Linked DNA regions of Mus musculus: all the other regions are linked to region 5. Evidence: chromatin loops called from intact Hi-C (ENCODE). Cell type or tissue: heart. All regions are shown on one strand.

Region 1 (4,000 bases), 840 kb before region 5:
AAACAGGACTGAATAAACGTGGGCAGAAGGATCCTGTTGCAGCGTCGTTCTTCCTGGCTAGTTGGGCGCGCGCAAGAGTTTTCATCTCCAGGTTGCCCTCAGTTTGGGTTTTCTTGATTGACTCTCTTTCCTCTTGCAAGTCTGAAAGTTTCCCCCTTTTCCCTGTCTGTGCTTTCACGTGTTTCTTTAATGCATTTACTCATTTCCTCTTTAAGGACTTCTAAGATAGTCATAAAGACGAATTCAAGGTCCTTGTCTGCGTTTCAGCTAATTACATTGCTCAGTGCCTGCTGTAACAAGGTTGCTGGGCTTTATTGGAGACACACTGTGCTGACTGTTACTAATTGTGCTTTTGCACTGGTGTCTAGGCATCTGGCTTTGGGATGCTTATAATTCTAGGTGTTAATATCTGATTTTGTGTTTGTTGGGGGATGTTCTAGTCCTTGGTTTCTATTGCCTTCTCTGGTTCTTAGGAAGGTGTGGTGACTGTGGATTACCTGGTCTAAGATCCTACCAGATGTGTGTAGGGTTCTTGGCCAGAGACCACTCTGTCACTGGGCATAGCCACTTGGGGACACAGAAAATGGGGAGTTTGTCTGTGCTTATCCCATGCTGCTGCTGGGGTGGGTGCTGGGCTGTAGGGAAGCTCCAGGGCACCACTCCAGGGTTGGGAAAGCATAGTCTGAGACATCGGAAAACTGGAGCTGGTTTAGGGGTCCCTGGGCCTGTGAAGAGGCCAGGGCTATGTGTTTCACAGACTCTTGGCCATCCAGGCAGTGCCAAGAGTCCAGAGCAGAGAATAGAGTGGGGGCAGGTAGGCTGGGAACATTGTCTAGCTCGGGGCTGGGGGACAAAGGGAATTCCAGCTTGTCTCAAAGGTAATTGTCCTTATCTTGGTGGATGCAGGCTTGGTGGTAGTTGTTTCAGAGAGCTCAGAAAGGGTTTCTAGAGGAGATTAGACTGCATCTCTGAAGACCTTCTTCATGGCTCTCCATGGCATATCTTGATGAAAAGAGACAGCCCATTGCTCTAAACAATTTATTGTCATGGTGGAAAATGGATTCGTAAAAGCATACCCTCCTCTCTCTCTTCTCAGGTTGGGCCTGAGATTAAATACATTTTGCAGGGAGGAATGGCTGGAAAGGGAAACTTATTGGCTAAGCCCTCTGGGTCTCTAGGTACCTCATTAGCATGGAGAACTCTGTTTTGGGACTACATGACCACAGGTCACATCTCTTTTATGTGAGAAGTATGGCACATGTTCCAAGTCAGGAGTCTGGCCAAGAGCTAGGGGAGTCACATAAGCCTTAGGTGACTCTACCTTACTGAAATGGTTTTATTTCTCACAGTTGTAGTCATGGGGGAGTGCAGCTCCAGTAGAATATGTTTCTTGATATTGAGAAGTGACATTTATGGATGGAGATTGGCTGAAGGGGGGTCTACAAGAGAAAGCAAAGCAAGATATACTAGCAGAATCTGTTTAGTCACCTGAGAATGGGGACAGAGATGGAAGAGAGAGCAGCACCTGCTACAGAGCTGGGACTACAAGCCTGAAGGTTGGATTTAAATGAGGAGGGGAAATGATAACTGAGGATCCTCAAGCTGCTATCCTGGCTGACCTGGCTGGATCCCTAGGCATGCCTTTGGGGGGCTGACAGCCAAAGACTTCATGCCACAGTCTTGTCCATTTATAAAATACCAATACCTAATTACTCCATCAGAATATTATGAAGGGTAAGTACTTAAAATAATGTTTTAAAATATTATAAACTTTTCAGTAATGTGAATCCAAACAACAAAATGAAAGGAAAAAGGTTGCTCCAGTAGGCCTTGGAAGAAGAGAGCCTTGGCACTGAGCTGCAAGCCAATTTCCGGAAGTAATTGTAATTTGGCTTGGGATTGAAAAGCCTCTGCCTTCAAATATGATATGAAAATGAAATGAATGCTCAACCTCTGAATGACATTTTCATGTTTTTTGATTTTACTAAGAAGCAACTTGGTCCTTTGAGTGAGGGTCATAGTCCAATGTGGCCACCAGATGGCAGCAGAATTCTTCCCATGCTACTTTTGACATCCCAATGATTGCTAATTAAAGTCCAGGGAGCAGATCTTTGAAGCACCTGAGCTGCACTTGTCCTATGGTGGTATCTCCTTCGGGACATAGTGCTTGCTTCTTCTGCTCACCTTCCCTGAAGGTTGAAACCAGCCATTGTGAAAGCCATTAGCCTAGGCTCAAATAGATGATTAAAGAGCCTTGGCATCAAATTGTATCAAAATCCTGAGTTCATCACCTGGGAGATGGGAATCCTATTAATGACGACATTTGGAGGTTGGGGATATATGCTAAACAATCAGTGTTATCTCCTCATCTGTCTCTGGTAGAAATGTCAGCAATCTGTGGCAGTTTGAATGAGAGTGGCCTCCATAGGCTCATAAATTTAAACATATGGCTGACAGATGGTGTAACTTTGAGGGAAGTACTAGAAGGGGTGGCCTCGTTGGAAGAGGTGTGTTGTATGAGGTAGGTTTTGAAGTTTCAAATGGTCCTAGCCATCCCCAGTGCCCTGTCTGTCTCCTGCTTGTGGATAAAGATGTGAGGCACCCAGGTGTTGCTCAGCCTTCTCTCTGCCATCATGGACTCTGACCTTCTGGAACTGTAAACCAGTTAAACTCTTTCTTTATAGTTATCCCTGATGGTGGTGTCTTATCACAGCAATAGAAAACAAACTAGTAGAGTAGCAGACATGGTAAAGAAGATAAAATGGCTTCAATGGGCTGGTAGGAAAGGAAATGGGCTGTGATGAACAAGCTGACTTACACAACAGGAGGGAAGTTTGGAGTGGTTTCATGAGGGTGGTGTGCTGTGATTCAGAGCACAAAGAGATATAAGGTCTGGAGCTCTGTGGTGGCAGGCTCAAGCCTAACAGTCCTTAAGAATAGCCTCCATCAACCGAGATGGCTGGAGAAAGGAGTAGCATGCTGTCTTTTGAGTCTTTTTTTTTTTTTATTCTGATGCTATGGATTGAACCTAGGACCCCACACATGCTAAGCATACACTCTACCACTGAGCCACACTTCCTGCTTGTCCTACGAAGTTACCATGCTTCCAAGTCTTTGTTAGCGGTCTCTTACTTGTATTTCTCATGCTTTGGAAGTCAACCTGCCCAGGGCAAAAGGAAGTGGCAGTTGATGATATGGTGTTAATATAGCAGAGATATGCAGCAGAAGAGGTAGACACTCTATTGGGTTTGTAGAATGCTACCTAATACAGTGTGCATTTTAAAAAAAGTTAGACTTTGTAGCTGTAGATTATTTTAAATTTAACAGAAAATGAAGAAAAGTCACAGTGCAAAATTACCCATAAACCTTTTCCATAGACTCTTGTTGACATTTGACCCAATACACTTTATAATTGGTTCTAAATCCATCAACATACTATCACATTTTTTAAATGAAAAGACTTGAGTATAAATTATATACACCATGGCACTTCACTTCTAAATATGGTGGTATACATTTTCTTGATCACAATGTTCTGTCATTAGCTGCAGTGCTATTGCCTGTGTTCACAGTAACATCAACATGCCTATATTCTGTAATCTGACACCCATATCACAATTGTCCCATGGCTCAATGTTGTCATCAATAGTACTTGTTTTCTTCCAGAATAAGATGTAGTCTGGAGTCCATTAATGATATTTCCAGTCTGTGTCCCTGGAACCATATCTAATCTACAGCAACTCTAATCTATTTTGTAGTTCTATGTAAATGGACATATTTGAAGAATACCACTTAGCCTCTTTTTAAAAGGAAAACATTTTTCATTATGGTCTATGTGCACATAGATTCATACATAAACACAGAGACTATTCATTGCCACCCTGAAGACATCGTAGATGATGCTGAATTCACCTGGAGACATACCAACTGCTTCCTACTGATGAAAGATGATTTTGATCACCTGTTTCTGATACCTAACTTCTCCAGTGTGTAATTGCAA
Region 2 (4,000 bases), 52 kb before region 5:
GGAAAGGAAAGGAAAGGAAAGGAAAGGAAAGGAAAGGAAAGGAAAGGAAGAAAGAAAGAAAGAAAGAAAGAAAGAAAGAAAGAAAGAAAGAAAGAAAGAAGTAAGTCTTAAAAAACAAAAGACACAGACACACAGTTGTTCAATTTCAACTTGCCTTCTTGACATAATTGCTGGGGATTACTATCTCCTGCCTGGAAAATGCACACTTCTCTATACTCTTAGCTCTGTACCTCCCACCTGCCCTGAACTTCAGTGGCTAGTTCCATCTAGCCCCTGCCAAACATCCCTGACCAACCACCTGTAGTTGTGGCCACAGGCCCCAGCTTCTCCCAAGACCTCATATGGCTGCTCCATTCTTCTCCCTCCAAGGCTTGGCAAAAACTCCCCCTCTCCTTCCTTTCCTCTCCCTTTTAATCCAGCGACCCGGAAGTCCTACCTGTACCTTCTGTCTAGCGATTGGCCCATGGCTTTCTTTACTGACAGATCAAGAACCAATTGGGGAATAGGACCTCAGTATCAGACCTACCCTTACACATAAGATGTGCTTATGACACAAAGTTGAGTCTGTGGGCCAAAACAAATATGATAATGGTTGCATTAAATTTAAATTTTCTTGAAATGTAATACAGATTGTAATAACCTTCTGAGGCACCTGGATTTAAAATGATCTTCATGAAATTTTTTCTGACTTTTTTTTTCAAATTATGGTTTCTTTTTTAGGATTCTAACCTCTAAGACCCTGGTTATTGGGTACTACTTGGCTGTATCAACCCTAGAGGAGGCCATTTGTCAGACATTGTCTGCTCTGTGATGGCTGAAAACTTTTGCCTGCTAACAGACATGCCTTCAAGCCTTCTCTGTTTTTGTTTTTCCAGACTGAATTACATGAGCTATTTCATGATAAAGAGAGAGACCAGGGTTTGGCTGCAAGGTTGGGGCCAGAGGAACAAGTGTAGATTCTTAGCATCATTGTGTTGGGCTTTTGTTGGGGAGCAGCTGGGGCTAAATGATTCCCCTTTTGGCAAGACATAGAGGGAAAAGAGCTGAGACTCACAACATAGATGTAGGGCACAGCGTAGAGTAAAGGGAGATCAATACAGAAAAACTGGGGACTAGCCAAAGCATGGATTGATGGAAGTCAAAATTGGCTCAGCAAGATGGGTCAGTGGGAGAAGATACTTCCTGCTAAGACTGGCAATCATAGTTCAATCCTTGGGACCCATATGATGGAAAGACAGAACCAACTCCCATTAGATGGCCTCTGACATCCACATATACACTAAAGCATACAAGTACACACACACACACACACACACACAATGTAAAATTTGATTGCACTTTTCTAATCTCTTATTTCTGAGTTTTGTTTTTTGTTTTGTTTTGTTTTGTTTTTGTTTTTTGTTTTTTGTTTTTTTGTTTTAGATTCCTTGTAGGGCGCTGCATTCTTGCATCAAATTTACTTTCACAAGAGACAGTTGGCTATTCTTGTTGTCTGGGAAGAAAGGTCTACTTTAAGTTCTCAAAGATTAATCATAAGTTAAAGAGGAATGGCCAATGATAAGGAAGAAATAACAATGTCCTCATGGATGAGCCCTGCCTAGAGGGTCTGGCTCTTCACATCTGGGCCTTTCTTTTGGCTGTTCCAGATGGGGTACCTGTGTAGCATTAGGAAAGAGATGAAGGGACTAGAACTGACTAGGGTACCTGCAGTTATTGGAGTTCAGCTGAAATATCTGAGACACAAGCAGACACCAGCCCAGGTGTCATTCACTTCCTGTGGACAGAACACCCCCTTGTGGACACCATGAACAAAACTTTGATTCCCATTTCTTGACCGAAGCAACTGAGGCTGGCTAGTTTCAGGAGCCCATCCAACGGTATCTGGCATGTACAAAGCACCTGTCCTTACCTTTAGTCCTCGGACCACTGAAGCTTTCAGTCTGAGCTAAGGTCACTGCTGCAGAGGACTTGATGACTCTCATGCAGGATGCTTGAATATGCCTGAATTAAGATGCTGACACAGGCAGACCACACCTCATTTGTCTCCCTTCTCATCTCCAGGGCCAATCTCTTCTCCAGCCTCCAACTTGAGGGCAAAACCAATGTCCCCATATGGCTTTCCATTTGTGTTGCACCAATAGATGCAGGCTTTGCAAAACTCCTCTGCAGCCTCCAGGAGTGAAGCCAATCAAACCAAATCCCTCCTCTCACGCACCCTGACCTCCTCGATTCCCCCAGACTCTGGGTGTGATTGGCAGCTCTGCCAGGATCTCCCAGATATGCCCACTGGACAGAGACACTGTTGGCAGCTGAGAATGGGCAAGTGAGATCAGTCCCTTCTCAGGCCAAGGCCAATGAGGCAACGCTATCTGTCTCCAACTAACAGTTCAGTCACAGAGCCACTGGGGGGAGTTTGGGGATGTCTGGGAGCCCAAAAGCTCCTGGGATGAGTGGCCCAAAGCAGAAGAAAAGGGGTTTTGTTGTTGCTCCTGTTCGTTTTCAAAGGAAGTGAGTGGAATGTCCATCTGGGCCTGAGCTGGGAAACCTTCTAAGAAGGCACACTTTCAGACAGTGGCAACCCCAGAGGATGAAATACATCAAGTATCAGGGACACCACAGAAAAGGACTCCAGCTTGATTCCCATTTTTAATTTAAACGTAATGGAAAACACATTTTACACTCTGTGCTATCCCCATCTGCAACCTCAGATGGCCATGCAAAGGTGATGGCCCAGTCATTAAGCCAAGGAAGTGTTAAACTTTCCATCTGGATCAGGCCAAGAAAAGAAGGCAGGCTTCCAATAAGATAAAGTGCCCAGTTGCCTGAAACTCAGTAGTCAGCTGGCCTGTTGTTTAGCGTGTAGAGCCTTAATTCCCTCCCCAGTGTGCATTTAGGGCTGGGGCTGGCTGTAGCACAAAGAAAGTGAGCTAGGAATTGACTGGCTGGCTGGGGTTGGGTTGGGGTAGATGCTGCTGGGTTCTATGGTAACATGAATGGAGCCAGAGACAAAGGCTCTGGCACCAGGTCCCCTGTCCACACTGCTCCAGGTGTCCAGTTTGAAAAGCAAGTTAGAGAGTCCGCAGAGCTAAAGGAAGCTAAGGACTTCCCATCTGCAAGTCCCATCCTATGTTCACTTTACTAACTCCTTTCAGATCCCAAAACGGAAAACGACCTTGCTGGGCTAGGGATGTCACTCAGTTGGTAGAGCACTTGGCTAGCATGCAGGACACTCTGGTTTTGATCGTGTGCACCCTAGAAACTGGTGTGGTGGTGCCTGCCTGTCATCTGCAGCACTTGGGTGGTGGGAACAGGAGTATCAGACATTTACGATGGTCCTGGGGCTGTGTAATGGCTGCTAAGCCAACCTGGTATACATGAGAATCTGACTTAACAAAGAAAAAAGAAGAGGAGAGGGGGGAAAGGAAGAGGGGGAGGAAAGAAGAAGAAGAAAAAAGAGAGCAGAGGAAAGAAAAAGAGAAAACAAAGTAATCTTGTCCTCGAGCTCTTAATCTTGAAGGACCGGGTCACTACCAACATTTTAGAGCAAAATGTGTCTCAAATCAACAGACACATATATGTGCACATGAATGTATCCTGTCTCACACACACACACACACACACACATAACAGAGTGAACAACACTTTAAATTAGGTATAACATGCAGGGAGTTATGAAAATCACAAGGTACAACTAGCCCCCAAGACACCTGCCCTCACCTTCCAGCACCTTTTCTTTCCCTTCTTCCTTCCCTCCCCCTCCCTCCTTTCCCCCCTCCCCCTCCCTCCCTTCATCCCTTCTGCCTTTACTACCCCCCTTACTATTTGTTTGTTTGTTTATAATTTCTGGGACAGCCTCACTGTGAACCTCAGCCTATTGGAACTTTCGGTGGTGCTCTTGCCTTAGTCTCTGGAGTGCTGGAATAAACGTGCATCCGTTCTTGCCCATCTTGCCTGTATTGATTTAACCTAAAGGATGCTCCTGCTTCTGAACTGAGGACAG
Region 3 (4,000 bases), 160 kb before region 5:
TTGTCCTTCTTTGTTGTATGTCTTGTCTCTCGACACTCAGAGGCGTCATGTGGCATTGAAGAATGTGACTTCTACCCCCGAAAGGTCTAATAGGAAAGAAGCTTTAAGACATTGTGTGATAGAAGCTTCAGCCCGAGCTCCTGGGCATCAGAAGAGGAAGCATAAACACTGGAGGGCACAGTGTGTGTGTGTGTGTGAGGGGGAAGGTGAGAAGACGCAGAAGGACAAAGTATGAAAACAGGCCTTGCCCTGTTAGTCAAGAGAATAGCCACAGGAATGAAGGTGTCCCGGGCAAGACCAGAGAGCTGCTGGGGCCTCAGCAATAGGGGTCCAGCTGAGAAGGTAAGGGGGAGAGGGAGGAGTCTTTTCAGCCACCTTTTACCTGCAGCTCACCACACTGGGCTGGAGAGCACCCAATCTAGTTAAGGTGTGTGTATCAACCCACCTCAGCTCGTTCGGGAGAGAGTTCTCCATCTTGTAAGCCTGTTCCTTCGCCAATAGAAAAACACCTGGCCAGCCTTCAGGATTTGGCTGAGTCCCAATTTGGGCCTCATCTTATGAATACTCCAGGACATTCCAAAGCTCCCTAGGTCAAGACAGTCTACACTATCCCTGATCAAGTAGTAGTGGGCTACAAAACAAAGTTCAATGATAGTCTTTGGCACATCTAAACTATGGTTTCTCAGCCTCAGCACCAGTGATGTTTGGGAATGCTCAGTTCTTAGCTGTTATGGGATATCCTTTGCATGAGAGGGCATGAGAGGAGAGCAGCAATCTTGGACTGCATTATCAGATGCTAACAGCGCATTGCCTCCTGGTGTGATGATAAAGACATAGCGGGGCAGAAGATCTTGGTCTAGACAGGTTAGAGAGCTTGCTTCTCACACAGAAGCTGTACCACCCCCAGAATCTGATATCAATTGTACACACACACACACACACACACACACACACACACACTCATGCATAAAAGCACACGCACACACACACACACACACTCATGCATAAAAGCACACACACACACTCATGCATAGAAGCACACACATGGGGGGGAGAGAGAAAAGAGACAGGAGAAAGAGGGGGAAAGAGAGGGGGAGGGAGAGAGAGAAAGAGAGAGAGAGACAGAGAGAGAGACACACAGAGAGAGACAGAGAGAGAGAAAGAGACAGAGAGAGAGAGAGAGAGAGAGATTTTAAACTATAAAGCAAGGATAGGGAGCTGGAGAGATGGCTCAGGCACTGAAGTATCTGCTGTGCAAGCATGAGGGACTGAGTTCATAGCCCCAGCCAGCACTCATTAAAAAGCCAGGCATAATGGAATGCCACTGTGATCCTGGTGCTGCCTGATGGGACAGACAGATCCCCAGAGTTCACTGGCCAGTCAGTCTAGCTGAACTGGTGAACCCCAGGTTCAGTGAGAAACCCTATCTTTAAAAAAAGTCAGAGAGCAATTGAGAAAGACACCTTGCACTGACTAACCACTGGCCTCCATGGGCACAGACACACAAACGTATGTACAACGGTACAATTTCACACACACACACAGTGAAGTTAGAAAGATGCTGACAGCTTGTCTTGTTTGTAAAAACTGCGATCCAGCAATTATTACAATCACTCCTGAGCCAAGTGTTTGTAGGAAGAGTGCACTTGCTCTGTGTAGGTTGCCAGATCGTACTTATGCCTGGAAAGAGGATAACACAGGAAGGAGGTGCACACCAGGCTGTAGAGAAGGATGGAAGGGGAACTCTGTCAGTGGACGGACAGCCTTCCAACCCTGTAAGTGTTTCAGACATGAGGCATATTGTTCCAGCTGAGGATGTTAGCAAGCCTTTGACTTGCTGAGTTGTGGGTGGTCTGACAGAACACTTACTAAGGAATTGAGGTCCACTGAGGATTCTGGGAGAATTGCAGGAACCATATTATATACCCCCCCCCCCCCAATGAGCAGTCCTGGAGAAATTGATCGAAAATAGCAGAAGCCACACTTCAGGGCAAAGGGAAGCAAAAGGCACGAGAACGGTAAGATGAAATGCCACACAGATGAATCCTGGTAAAACCGGCACTGTCCAAGCCAACCCCAGCCACGCCTCAGCAAGTCTTCTGTCATCTCATTGGCTCCATGTAACAGAAAGCACCTCTACACGCTCGGCTTGTCGTCTAACACATTTCGAGGAAGTTGGCTGGCCCTGTTTTTATGACAACTTCTCTTCTGAAACATCGTAAATCGCTAGCCCTTCCTCCAGGGTTGGATTTACTCTGTTTCCAGGGTTTAGCAGCAGCTGATCCTTGGCTACTACCTCATAATGGCCTGAAGATGTCTCCTGAGAGCAGAGCTGAAGAGCTGAGAAATCCCTGCTGGAAACAGGGAGTTTGCCTGTAGTCCACTTTCCCCATGCCTCCTGGTAAACGAAGGAGGGAGCCCAAAGATAAGCTCTTTTCCCATCGAGGAATATAAGAGATAGAAGCAACCCGTTCTGTCTCCTGATCATAGTCACCTCCCCTCCTAGGCTCCACAGAACAGTGTGGGACGCAGCAACTCCAAGAACTCCATGAACCTTCGGGGACCCCGCACCATGTTGCTCCTCCTCCTCCTCCTCCTCCTCCTCCTCCTCCTCCTCCTCCTCCTCCTCCTCCTGCTCCACATCCCTCGCCTTGTCAGGAATCTCCAAGCTCTCACCTGACTCACAGGTGATTCCGAGGATGCAATATCACTACACAGAAAGGACCAAGGTCCAACAAGGTTGATCTTGTCATGAAAATAAGTCACGTGCTACATCTCTCCCATATATATTCTTCCCAATGGCAGGCCAGCACCCATCTATTCAAGGGCACTCTCCCTCAATCGTCACGTCTGTATGTCTGTAGCTGCGGCCTAGAGAGACTCAAGACACCAGCTAAGCTTTTCACAAGCACAGTTCACAGAGCGAAGAGCAACAGCAAACCACAAAGAGCGTACAGGTCAGTGCAGCTCTCCCAGGCTCTCCTCGCCTCTGTGGGAAGGGCGTGCAGATCTTGGATTCTCCAGGTCCAGACTTAGGGAAGATGACCAACGGCCATCTAAGCAAGAGGCCGGGCCTAGCTCTACACATGTGCGCTCTAAGTTATGCGAACCCGAGCCTTCTGTTTCTGTTTATTTGTCTTGCCTTGTGTTGTTTTATTAACCAGAAACTTGAAAAGGAGGCCGTCTTTGTTGTGTTGCCATTTGGCAGAGGACAAGAGGCTACAGTAGCAAGCAGAGCCTAAACAATTTTTTTTTCTAAATCTGGATGAAAGTTCCCTCCAAAGAGAAAAACTATATCCGATTCCCTGTCTCCCACTGACCCTCGGAAGGACTCCCCACACCTTACCTTCAAAACACAGAACTCTAGCCAACGAAAACGGAAAAACACAAATTGTTGTACATAAAATGAAAGATCAGGGGTGCAGACAGGTCTGTGTCAACGGGGTATTTTTAGCCACTGGGGAATTTTTTTTCTTTCAAATCAAGTTTTAAGACATGACTTACTGCACATGGAACTGGGACTTGACCATCTACAACTATTTCTTCTCACTTTTGGCAGAATATCATATTTCCATTTAGAAGACTGTTACAACTGAGGATGGAGAGATGGAAAGATGACTTCATAATTGAGAGGTAGATGTGAATGACCAGATAGGACAGCCCATTAGCCAGCAGTGCCCTTAGGGCAAAGACACTGACTCCTATCCCTTCTGCTCCCATTTCTATGTACTGAGCCATTGGGTCCCTCCCCTAGGCCTTACACAGCATCCTCTGTTTGTGCATCACTTTGTCCTTCCCATTCCCAAGCTCAAAGCAAAAGACCTGAAGTGCCAAAAGAGCTTGCTGCAAGGCTCACAGCATTCCCAAGTCTTAACTGAAGGGTCTTTAGACAGAGGGTAGTAGTGGTGACAGATGGGTACTGGTCAGGACTCGGTCATCTCCCCCTCTGCCCTGTGCAAGGACAGGAGATGACTGCCATTCAATTTTCCCTCTACTTCCC
Region 4 (4,000 bases), 180 kb before region 5:
TGGCTCAATGGCGCCCTCTTAAGGCCAAGAAGGAGAGGTACAGGAAAAGAGGATACGGTGTCTAGAGCATGCCTGGCCAGCCAGGGTAAGTTCCCACGTAGGCAGGATCCGCTGCTCCCTGTGTAACAAAACCGAGCAGCTGCATTAGTCATCCAGTCCAGACACACCGTGCAGATGTGGGTGCTCCCGCCACACAGTTGAGAAGGGGTTGGGCTTAGGCATTAAACAGGCCTTGGATTCAAGTCCCGCACAGGGTTGTTACTTAGCCTCTTTGACTCAGTTTCTCTCTTTACATGATATAAAATATTATGAGCATTAAGATAGGAGCATCCTTTGCTCTCTTTTGGAAATTGGTTCTAGGACCACCACCCAGGCCTCTCAAAGAGTAAAGTCCATACCCGGTTCCAAATGCTTTAAACAACGTAACCGCTGTGTAGATAGCTGTTACACAGTAGTGTTTAGAGAACTATAACAACACACCCAGTTACTACAGATAAAGTATCCCAGGCCAGGCTGAAGAGTGTACAGAGCCATGTCTGGGGGGGTGGGGGGCTGTCTATTCTCTCTCTCTCTCTCTCTCTCTCTCTCTCTCTCTCTCTCTCTCTTTCTCTCTCTCTCTCCCTCTCTCTCTCTCCTTGCCATTTATTTGCTCTCAACATGCACCGAACTATTTCATTCTCACAGACCCTGTGATCTATGGTGTATTATTATCTACTTTATAACAACAAGAAACCAGGCCCATGGTGAGTTGATAGTTACCCCATCTCATAGTTGGCACAGGCAGGCTTGAGTCCGGGTGGTATGGCCTGGAGACCCAACAACCCTGCGCATAGGACTCCTGCTCACTGGCAGACTGCCCTTCTGCTGGGAGAGCAAAGAAGAAACAGTGTGGCTGGCCTGGCATAAAATAATTAATAGGAACTTGAGTTAGACTCTGGTTCTTGATAGGTCATTTCCAGAAGAGGCAGGTCCTTGGGTCCATCTGTGCTGTCTCGTGCAATAGGGCTTCTTTCATTGATAAAGGTAAACAATATTTTGTTGTAAGTATCTACCACATTTGATTGCTCTATTTAGCTGTCAAAAATAGTTAGGCTATTTTTCACCCCTTAGCCACTGTCAACGATGCTGTAAGAACCATGAAAATGCAGTGCTAGTTCTCTACAAGATGCTGACGTCAGCTCCTCTGGGAAAAGGCCCTGGAGCAGATTCTTCCCTGGGTCTCCGTTAGTTTTAGGTTGCCATGGCAGCGGCATCTTTCTGCATCCCCATCAACAGTGCAAAGGTTCCAATTGCCCATACCCTCAACAATGTTTATTCTTGTTTTGATAATGCTGTCTGACAGGTGTATGATATTTTCTCATCGTGAGGGAAGAATACAGGAATGAAATGTCATATTGACAATGTAAAAAACCAGTAAATGATATTTGGACAGTCTGCATGCTGTCCAAATCTGACTTTAAAAATATATATATCAATATACCCTAACTACAAATTCTTAGTATTTTTTTATTATTCAAAATTCCTTATTGGTATTTACCCTCAGAAGTTGGAGGGGGCAATCAGTTCCGAAAGCACTTCCTACCTAGATATGCTATTCGTGTTTCTTTAAAAAGTGAGCCCCTCTGGGCATGGTGCATTTTTATGAAAAGGCTAGGTAAGTTTGGGGTAGGAGGACAGAGCTGAAAAGTCTGTCGTCTTTGTGGATAGGGGAAGCCACATTTAAAGGGCATTTTTTCTTCAGAAAGAGACCTCTTAGAACAGAAGTTCAAGCAAGAACATTCTTTCAGCTAAAGGCCTCTCTCCTCCTACTGACTGGCTCCATCCCTTGACAAAGACACGAACTCTGCTTTGTAGCGACCCCTGCTGGCCATATGCACGTGGTACAATGTAGCCAACTACCCGTTCCTCCTGAGATGCTGATAAAAAACAGAGGCCAGCATATAGGCAGCCCCTCCTAGTCTCTTCTGCCTTCTGAGTTCTGGACTATCGTGAGTTAAGAGAAACCTTCCTGGTCGCCCAGCCTTTTGCCTAGGAGCTGCTAAGGACAGAGATGGGCAGACACGAACCCTTCCCCCTAGACGTTTAGAGATGACTACAGAAGAGAGGGTATCATGCATGCTAGAGCGTGGCATTGCAGCGAAGAGGGGGCCCCCATATATAAGCACTAGAACGTTGGCAGAAGAGGCGCTGTGTGAGCTTCTCTGGAGCACTGAAGCAGAGAGTGTGCCGAGGTCTAAGGAGGACGCATGCTGGGGGGGGGGGGGACACACACACGACAGGGCTCCCGCTGAGGTGGGAACAGTGGTATGGGAAGGTTTCCTCTGCGCTTCTAAGGCTCCTCCTCCTGATGATGTTTAAAGCAGAGCTCTCCTCTTCCGAGAATAAGGAACATGAGTGAGGTGGGCTTTCAGAACCCTCACTAAGGAAGAGGTTGGCTACGCCCCTCCCAGAGACCCTTGGCTTCTCTGTTAAGACACCATTTGTCACTTCTTTGCTCAAGACTGTTGGGTGCAGTAATGACCACAAGGGCAGTCTAGGGAGGCAGGTAAGTTCTTTTCATCTAAAGCTGGTGGGAAAAAAAATCTCTATCCTCATCCCATGGGATTTTGGGTTCTATTAGAATCCAGTTCAGAGATGACTTACAACAAAGCAAAAAAACCAAAAAAACAAAAACAAAAACAAAAAACAACCCAAAAAAACAAAAAAAATTACAAAAAAAACAAAAAAACAAAACAAACAAACAAAAACAAGTGAATTAATTGGATGTTAACAATAGTGTTCCTCGGTTCTCCTTGAAATCATTTAAAATGTTTAAGGGCAGCTAATGTTCATCAGTCATATTGGGTGCACCTTGTGATGGACAACTGAGCCATAAGAAGTGACAAGTGTCAGAGGAGAGTCTTGGACTTCTTTCTAGCATCTTTGTTACTTTCAAATGTCCATAACAATGTCCCCAAATGGAATCATCAAGCTATGCCCCAGCTCAAATAAGGTTCAGCCATTACACACGGGTAAATCCTTAACTGTGTAGGGAGTCAGGGGACTGCTCTTGACTCTGTGGGGCTGGGCTCAGCCTCTTGTTACCTGAACAGACAGTGTGAACACAGAGGAAAGTAAACAGCCCTTTGCACGTTAAGGACCAATATGGATATAGTAATGGATTCCTCCAAACCTCAGCAGCTGAGTCGATTTACAGCTGGGAAATTAGACAAAGCTCACAACTCCCCGAGCTGGCTGCTTGCCCCTTAAACACTACCTGACTGTCACCAGCCCAGGAAGAAATCAAGTGGCCTCCTGGCCTCAAAATCTCCCAGGGTGTTCAAGGGCTCCAGGCAAGGAAACGTGACCTTCCCTAGACCCCCAGCCCCCAGATCTCCAAAATGTTCATCTGGTAGAGCAAAGACAAAGCTTCTGAGAGCCTTTTTTTCTGGGAAAAAGTGGGGGTCTCTGTGATCCTGGGGGGCCCAGCCTCAAAGAAACTTGCTGGAAAGACTTGGGGCTCTACTGTCAGAAGCTAAATGGGAACGAAGCAAGAAAAGATGGAGACAATTGAAAGATAACCCTGAGAGTCTCACTTTTCCGAAAATGGGAATGAGTAACGTCGTAAGTCCTTGGACTGACGGGGCAGAAGGAAGCTGGAAGCAAGTGGGGGAAGTTTAATCAACACAGAAAAGGGCATGGAAGAAGGTCTAACTGAGAAGAAGCGGGAAAGGGAGCTGAGGAGAAGAGTCGGGTGCCAGCCGAGCTAGGAAACCAAGCATTTCAGTAATAACACAACAGCTTTAGAAAATCAGTTGTGAAAAAAAAGTCAATAGAGTTGAAAACTCCGTTTATCATTACTCTGCTTCCTAAAGTGTGGGACCAAAGGCAGCAATTAGCATTGCAGAGCTGGGCTTCAGGGTTCAAGTCATTGGTCATGTGCAAAAATCCATGATGTGCGCGTGCGCACAAGTTGGGTGAGGCGTGTAGAACAGTGTACTGCTCTATTGAGAAAGATGAA
Region 5 (4,000 bases):
AAACAAATGAGTGAGTTTGTGGCTACTTTGGAGTCTTCATACAAATACACACACACATATATACATGTGTATATACATATACATATGTATGACAGTTAATCCCAAAATAGTCCAAATCTCAATATAAAATGTAAGTGAAAATGTTTATATTTTTCCAATTTGCATTTCTTTCACTTGACATTTTGAAGATATAGAAAGCATTCCTTTTCCTATTTACTTATATTCTTAATGAAGGTCTCACTTCTTAAAGTCTGGGTTCACCTTGAACTCCTGGGATCAAGGGATGTCCCTTTTTCAGCCTTTTGAGTAACTGGGACCACAGCTTTGTGTTCTCCGTGTGATAAACTTGGCTTGCACTATGCTATAGTCTCACATTCCAGACTTTGCACACATCTCTGTTTCTGGACCACTGTGCTCTCTTGATCCTTGCCTGTGTCTCCCCGGTTTGTCCACGGCTGACTGACCTCCTGCCCATGTCCCAGGCTTCCTCTTAGCGTCTTCCCAGGAGGCTCTTTCCCCTTAGGGCCATGGTCTTTGAGGTGATTCCACCTCTGAGAAGCACGCTTTCTGCCAGCTGTCCTGGTCTGTGAACTCTCATTGCAATTCTCTCCTGGCTCCCTAGAACTTTGCTTATTGTCTAAATGTGCATTACAGATGGGTAGCAGTCCAGGTTAGTGTACACCGCCTGCATTCCTTGCATCCAGGCTACAGTACAGTTGGGTCTTTATCACTACAGGTAATTCTGGAAGAAACACCTATCTTTATGTGAACTAAGCTGTTATGTGTCTGGCAATAATAACCCCACACCATAGACTCTTACTGTATAATCAACACTGTTTCCACAGATGTTTTTCTGGTGTTATTTCCCACAGCAGTGTGTGGCTCTTTTTATTATCATCATCTTGCTGATGAGAAATCTCCAGTCTCAAGAGGTCCAGTGACTCACCAAATTCATATGGAAGCCTCTGGGTGCCAAGATCGGAAAGCGAGCTCATAGACAGTGGGGATTGCCTAGTGCTGAGGAAGGAAAGCCCGCGATTGACATAGGTTGGCCTGTGCCTGTGCCAGGGAGATTTTTCTGCCTCCGACTGCTGTTGCAGGGTTAAATAAGAGAGTATTCAGTGTCTGCTAATGATAAACCCCATATAAATGCTTCACACATCGATACATACCTGTCCAGCCCTGACTGACACATACGGATGGTGAATTAGTTGATATCTTAATCCCTGTGAACTCCAATTTCCTCCCTTGTAAGACAGATGGTAGTAACTGTATTTCAGCCTCGTAAGGTGTCACATAAAGCATATAGGATCTCATAGACCGTCATGTACCCTGCAGTAGATCGCAGCATTCTACATTTGCAGCCCAGTTTAGCTTTCTAAAGTCTTTCATTTTATTAGCCTATCGATGATAGGAGTCATATATGTGTGTCTCCCTATTAAATACTGCAATCATAAAGGCTTCCTGGGAATGGCTATAATGGCTTCAGGTTAAGCTTACATTTGGGATCTGGAAGTACATAGCACCACCTGCTGGCCATTTAAGCACACTTCGTAGACAGTGCCAAGTCAACTGGCTTGTGGTACCTCCTGGTGGGCGCCTTCCTTCCCTTTATGCTTCCCCTCCAATACATTTCCTGTCCTTATTCCTCTGGGGACCTGGTGGTTGTCTGGAGCTTGGAACCAGTCAGCAAAAAAATGCTTTCCTCTCCTCGCTGCGGGGCCCTTGGTTTCTCTAACTGTATGTTAGCAGCATGAGATGAGAGTGTGTTCAGCTCTCATTCATCGCTGAGCTTCTGGGTTTCTGGGTGCCAAGAGCAGCAGTGAACCAGCCATGGGAGGAAGTGATCATTTGATCAAAGCAAAGGAGATGAAACTTGAGGTAGAGAAGAAGTCTCAGGTGAAGGGGTCAAGAGCTTGATGTGGGGTATATATGCTTTAAGGTGTAACACGCTTTCTTCAAAACTCCTGAGCTTCATACTATATCCCCTACCTCTTGGGCCTTAGCCTCAGCTGGTGATGTGGTGATCTGAGCTCACTATGGGAATAAAAGTGTTTCTTTGAGTGCAACTTTTGAGTCATCTAAATACAATGTAGGTGGTGGTCCCCAGCCACATAGTAAGTAGTAAATTACCTCCTTTTTCTCCATAAAGGAAGGTCGCACTATCAACATAGTGGCTATAAAGACTGGGAGAGATTCTCAGCTCCTTGAATATGTGAACAGATGTCTCTTGCCTCTAGTACCCAAGAACACAGTTCAAGGGTATCATAGTCTCCATGCCCAGATTTGTATGCTCTGCTCTGTCCTGCCCTGCCCTTTTTGCTGCCCCCCCTCCAGGCACGAGTTTTCCTTCAGAATCAGTGATTCAATGGATGGAATTTGCAGGGTGACCCCAAGAAGGTCAGACATGTAAGAAAGCGCCTGTAAGAAAGAAATTCTAGAATGTGGAAGCCCCGAACTCCAACCCCTACTTGCCTTCTTTGGAGTGCTGGCATCCAGGTGTGTTGTAATAGCCTCGGAGCCTTAGTTTAACTCCTGAAAGACTAGAATTGCAAAACTAACCCTGTCTCTCTAGGAAGTCTGATTCTGCCTCTGGTCTCCTCTATCTGTCCCTAATGTTGATGTTAAACTCTCTTGTGTAGAATATATAGAACTGCACAGTCAGGTCACTGTCCCTCGGGTACTCAGCTTCGTTGAGCAGGCAGTTGACTGACCCAAAACCTGTTTTGACATCATATCCATCCACATGCGATGCTCTGGCCACTCAAGCCTGTCCATCATTTCCCAGAACCCCTCCTCAGTTATGTTAGTCTGAGGCATGATGTATCTACCTGGTGGTCCAGCTCTGTACCCCCTCACCTTTCCTTATTTCAAGTTTTACCCCTCTCAATGAGTCCAGATTAACTGCTCACGCCCTCTCTTCCTCCACCTCACTTGACATTTTTTTATATTTCATTTTTTAGCATTTATTCATGTTACCAGTTTCTTTTATTTTAATTGTGATATACTTGAACATAAAATTTTACAGTAGTAGAAACCCCCAAACGTTAGAAACCCCAAACGTTTATGGACCCTAATTAAAGGGTAATTATCAAGAGAACCATGGAAATGAACCCCACCCCCTTCTCCCAAGCCAAGCCTTCCCCTGTACTGGAGTAGAAACATCTGTCCTGACTTTTCAACTAGCCCAGATTTGAACCTTGAAAAGCTGCTAGCCCCAGATATTCTATCTCACCCTGGGAACTCTCGTTCTAAGATTCCAGCTTCATCTTAGGGTGGGTGGGCAGAGTAAGCTTTGCAAAAGGAACAAGGCTTTCAGACACCAGACAGCCACAGTTAGAGTCTCTTATGTTCAGAACAGCAGGGCTGGGTCTTAGCAGCTACTCCAAAGTGATATGAAGAAACATAAGAGGGGGGTTCCACAGATGTTGGCACCCTCAGCAAGTATCCCTATATAGTGATCTATCTAAAAAGTGATCATCCTTGGGAGAAACTGTTAAGTGGCAAAAGCTACAGGACAAGGTTCCCAGAATTCTGCCCAGTGTAAAAGAAGTAGGGGTATAAATGCATATGAACTGCTTATATTTTCCAAAAGGAGACCACGTAGTGACCTACTTTCCAGCATGATGACCGAGCCAAGAATGGCAGACTGCGTGTTGCAAGTTACTTCAAACAGAGAATTGTAGCTGTCCTCACTAAAAATAAATCATAAATATTAAGCTGGTTGTGATGGAAATGCCTTAAGCCTACCACTCAGAGATAGAGGCTGGCAGATCCTTGTGAGTTCAAGGCCAGCCTGGTTTATAGTGAGCTCCAGGATAGTCAGGGATACAGAGAGACTCTGGCCTCCCAGAGGCGGGAGGTGAGAGAAAAAGAAAGCAATGATAAACATTGGAGATGATGACCATCCAATGTATAGATTAATTTGATCATTCTACTGTACTTACAAGGATCAAAAATCACATTGTTCCCCATAAATATATACAATTACTATTTTATC
Region 6 (4,000 bases), 140 kb before region 5:
CTAAGGAACAAGGAGACCTCTCCACCCAGTCTCTGGATGCAGCTTACTACAGACTGAGGGCTCAGACCTGGTCCTGCAGGAGAGCCCTTTTCAGGGTGGGGATTGAAGGAATTAGAGAAAAAGACAGAGGAACCTCGGTGACAGTTAAAGATGCTGATATGCAGTCCTAGATGCCTAGCTATTGACAGCTGCCTCCCTTTGCCAGGCCCTGTTCTGATCATTGTGCGTGTTTGTAAGAGAGCAAGTTCAAGACACAGACACTAAGGAGAGTATACTGACTGCCAAAGAAGTTCTAACATTCATGTCCATCATAGCCCTTTTAGATGCATCCCAGTCTGTGGCCATTGCGCAGAGAGGGACACTAATTCAGAGAGGTTAAGAGTCCAGAGGAATCCAGTGGTCCAGCCTAAACTTTCACACACGCGGAATCTGAGTTAGGAGGTGGATGGAGAAGACCAGAGACCCAGTGCAATAATGCGGTCCAATAATAGCACAGTACTTACATTCCTATTCCATCAAATGGGGCGTTTCCTTGAAATCTGATACACACACATACACCTGCACAAACCTGATAGGGTTCTCTTCTTTCTGTCCTCCACTCTATCAGCCTGAGGATTTTGCCCATGCTGCTTTTGGGGGTGACATCCTCCTTCTCCCTTGACTCACTCAAAGGGAGGCTGCTAGGTCCTGAACCTGCACAGTGATACTGCCCATAAGTTTCTGGCATGTAGGTCCTGAAGCTGCGCTTCAAGGATACTGGTCCGTATTTGGAGAGAATATTGTATGGGGCTACTGGGAGGTCGGGTTGGCTGAGATTCCAGAAGCTGAACCCACCCGCGACCTCCATAGTCCCCATTATGGCGCCGCCACTGGATGAGGGTCGCGACACCGGGCTGGTCTCCACCTCCTGTCATCCTGTGCTCTCTGGTCAGTCTCCGACTCCCTTGGGGTTTTCTCGACGACGCCTAGTGGTCTGGGGGTTCGCCTTCCAATTGTCTGGGGCTCGGGTCTCTGAGACCCTCCTGGCCTGGCCCCCTGCGCGGCTCTGCAGGCGCTGCGGCCTCCCACGTAGAGTTTTGAACAGGGTCGGTGCTAAGGCAAGAACTAGCGTGGGGAGCGGGCAGGGCGTACAGAGGCTCTAAATCTTCCTTCAATCTGTGAGTGGATGAAGTCTGAGAAACAAATTCAAAGCAGGCGCTCCTGCAGAGCCTTCCTGCAGAAATATTCCCCAGCATTCAAGCGCATCCAGGGGCGGCTCAAGCTGCCTTGTTTGGCTAAGGTCAGACGAGACTCGAGTTCTCCAATAAAAATAAATCTCAAATTAATTATGGCCTCGAGCGAGAGGCCAGACACTTGAAGCTGCAGTTGTGCAGTCTGGAGTTTTGGCGTTCGCCTGCCAACCCCTTCCCCTTCCCCCACCCCCTCCTCCACCTCTTCCCCTCCTGCTTTGCCAGTTAGATACCCTCTGAATCGGTGGGAGAAGAGAACGCAAGGGGGAAAGCTCTGCCACAGACTCTTTGCCAGACCTGGCATCTTTAGGAACTTCAAATGACCCAGATGTCATCTGGTCCGAAGGCACCCCAGGGATTGGGCTCCGATTGTCCTGTCCTCCCACTCCCGTCCCAGTCTAGGACCAAAGGAGCCCGGGAAGCTTGCGTCTGGAAAGTCTTGACCCGGTCAAAAGGGCTGACATTGAGCGAGCCAAGACACGTTTTGTCGGCCGTTTCCCTCCCTGGGGAAGCAGAACTTCCGCATCTTTGAAATTGTCAAGTGTATATAAAGCAAGTCGTCTCCTCAGTGCTTTAATGAAAACGCTAAATTCAAATGTTTCTTAACTAGTCACCTAAGTGTATACAACTTAGAAACGTGTGTCAGGATGCTTTGTTGTTGGAATTTTCTTTTCCAGATTGTACCTTTAAAAAAAATATATTTAGCCTGGCTTCTTGAGCTATGAGCTTCCCCTGATTTGAAAATCAAGAATGGGCTGGTGGAACAGCAGCAAAGGTACTGGTACCATCTCCCAACCTCCAGCCCCCAGCCCTGCCCAGTCTGGGAAAGAGTGAAGCCCACAGTCCTTAGAGCGCCAGGAAAGAGGGTGTGCACCACTGTGTGGGCAGGGGCTGCCATTCCTGAGCTGGACGGGTACACAGGGAAGGGAAGAGCCAGTGAGAGCCAAAAGGGGGGGGGGGTAGGAAAGGGAAGGGGAGTGAGAAGCGAGAGAAGGGGAGGGACCTGCCCTCTCCAGCACAAGACAGTTTTCATTTGCAGCAGGCCTCACCGCAGGCTCTCTATCAATTTGTCTCAATGCAAACATTCAAAATATTCTCTTTGGCTGCTCATGAAAACAATGTGAGCTGCCAGGATCAAACCATCTTTCCAGATGTCTGGTGGTAACCACATTAAACAGGGCAGACTTGTTTACTGTTGTGTTTGGTTAGGGCTTTTCCCCCCTTCGGGATTTAAAAGAGAGTCAGGAGGATCCAGTGGAGCACCATCCCCAGAGTTACATAAGCGGGCAAACTCGCCCACCAGAGCAACAGCAAGGGATGGGAGGAACCCGACATTCTATCCCAGATCTGTTCAAAACTGGGGGACAGTGCCTTCTTCTGTGTGGAGAACCCTGTGAATGAGAGGAGGTTCCGATGGAGGGGTCGGTGGTAAAATGTCAATAGATTGCAATGATGCCTAAGCCTGTCATGCCCGGGGGAGCCTATGCCAGCGCCCCTACGCCCCAAAATTGTGAAATTGCTTCAGTGTCCGGTTTGCAGGCAGAGACAAACAAAAAAATACTCCCTAGCTGAGGTGGGGGTTCAAGTCTTCATTTTTATCCGGATTCTTGTTGAACAAGAATTCTTGTTGAGAAGGAATTGGGCTCAATGAAGTTCGGGGATATTCCAAGTGAATTATTCCAGTGAGTGTTATTCAGCAATGGACGTGACTGTCGTTTGCCAGATCAGCAGAAGCCGAAAGGAAAACCTGGTGATTGTCTGCCACTTGGCCCTTGGGGCAGGGCGGGGCGGGGCGGGGGGCGTGGTGATTAAATGTGGATTGGCTATTTTGTGGCCTTTGTAACTGTCCAGTGCCTGGAAGGAGACCCTCTGCGGGGAGACGTAAACACTCCTTTCGGACAGAAAGAGGCTCAGTATAGCCTGGGTGCACCCTCCTGAAAGCTACGTTGTCGTTTGAATGTCTGGGCTGAAAAGGAAACAATTTGGGGTTTGAAAGGATGTAATTCATTCTTCTTTCCCTTTAACCTCTTTCCTCTCTGGAAAGCATGTGGAAACGCTGAAGGGAAGAGCAAGAGGGCGGGCAGCCCGGCCGCAGGCAGGAAAGGGTTAAGCCTGATTTCTTTTAATTGAACTCCAGAACTGGTGGCCCCAGGCAAAGGGGGGGGACTGACCCCGCTAGCGGTAACCAGATGTGGCGGTCCCAGGGGAGCCCCGGAGCAGACCCCTGGATTGAGAAGCAGACAGGAGGAGGGGGAGTGGGCCCGGCCCCCACCCCACCCCCCACAGTAAACCGAGTCTCAATTGCTGGCAGGCTGCACCGCCACTCCAGGTCTGGTCACGTTCAGACCCGTGTCTGTATTCGAACCCCAAATTGGAGCTGAATTGATGAGACTAATTTGGAGAGGGGGAAGGGGGGAGGGAGGGAGGCGAGCGAGCGAGCGCAATTGCTCCTGAAGAAATAAAGAATTAATAAGTCACCTTCTTGCCGCCGTGGACACCCTCTTGATTTTTTTTTCCTTTCCAATTTATTCGGATCTGCTCTGGAATTTTTCCCCTCTTTTCCCGGGAGGACTCTTAAATAATAGTGAGAAAGTCCACAGCGTGGTCTGAAGAGCGTGGAAAAAGGTAACCTGTTTTCAAAGTCTGGGAGATGGGAGTCAGGCCGCCAGCGCCGATACCCCAGAGAAGCCTTAACAAGAGAGCTCCTGGGTCCAGCAGGGGAGGCGCGGGGGATAGCAGAAAGAACCGAGCCGGTAAAGCGGGCCACGCCG

What was found. A loop is a pair of places that touch in the nucleus more often than their neighbours do. Peaks named below come from ENCODE experiments on the same cell type or tissue, not always from the same donor. Only the 100,000 strongest peaks of a DNase experiment are listed, where the experiment ranks them.
Region 1: it touches region 5 in a loop (10-fold over the local background); 22 of 42 quality-filtered maps call a loop at or near these places.
Region 2: a loop joins it to region 5, with 2.0 times the contacts of the local background. A loop is called at or near these places in 7 of 42 quality-filtered maps.
Region 3: it touches region 5 in a loop (6-fold over the local background); 17 of 42 quality-filtered maps call a loop at or near these places.
Region 4: a loop joins it to region 5, with 7 times the contacts of the local background. A loop is called at or near these places in 25 of 42 quality-filtered maps.
Region 6: it touches region 5 in a loop (2.4-fold over the local background); 7 of 42 quality-filtered maps call a loop at or near these places.

What each region holds. Positions count from the first base shown.
Region 1 is chr9:33,245,183-33,249,182 of GRCm38, reverse strand. No RefSeq gene overlaps it. Among named protein-coding and RNA genes, the nearest start is that of Gm32171, 7.3 kb to the left of the region's middle. In heart, a CTCF peak has its summit at 2,037 (motif pointing right); no DNase peak of the experiment used is centred here.
Region 2 is chr9:32,454,690-32,458,689 of GRCm38, reverse strand. All of the region lies in intron 4 of Fli1 (Friend leukemia integration 1), which reads left to right. Among named protein-coding and RNA genes, the nearest start is that of Gm22060, 9.8 kb to the right of the region's middle. In heart, CTCF peaks have their summits at 1,776 (motif pointing left) and 2,420; no DNase peak of the experiment used is centred here.
Region 3 is chr9:32,560,827-32,564,826 of GRCm38, reverse strand. No RefSeq gene overlaps it. Among named protein-coding and RNA genes, the nearest start is that of Fli1, 21 kb to the right of the region's middle. In heart, a CTCF peak has its summit at 2,309; a DNase peak (open chromatin) is centred at 2,156; H3K4me3 peaks cover 270 bases; H3K27ac peaks cover 304 bases; H3K27me3 peaks cover 233 bases.
Region 4 is chr9:32,587,970-32,591,969 of GRCm38, reverse strand. No RefSeq gene overlaps it. Among named protein-coding and RNA genes, the nearest start is that of Gm31871, 4.5 kb to the left of the region's middle. In heart, CTCF peaks have their summits at 27 (motif pointing left) and 1,874 (motif pointing left); DNase peaks (open chromatin) are centred at 109 and 1,859; H3K27ac peaks cover 212 bases.
Region 5 is chr9:32,403,026-32,407,025 of GRCm38, reverse strand. The region is part of intron 1 of Gm31755 (a long non-coding RNA gene); the gene reads left to right. Among named protein-coding and RNA genes, the nearest start is that of Gm31755, 6.7 kb to the left of the region's middle. In heart, a CTCF peak has its summit at 1,542 (motif pointing left); a DNase peak (open chromatin) is centred at 1,535; H3K27ac peaks cover 505 bases.
Region 6 is chr9:32,542,548-32,546,547 of GRCm38, reverse strand. It overlaps a transcript of Fli1 not described here. Among named protein-coding and RNA genes, the nearest start is that of Fli1, 3.1 kb to the right of the region's middle. In heart, no CTCF peak of the experiment used is centred here; DNase peaks (open chromatin) are centred at 1,657, 2,147, 3,127, 3,447 and 2 weaker places; H3K4me3 peaks cover 3,273 bases; H3K27ac peaks cover 3,042 bases; H3K27me3 peaks cover 2,634 bases.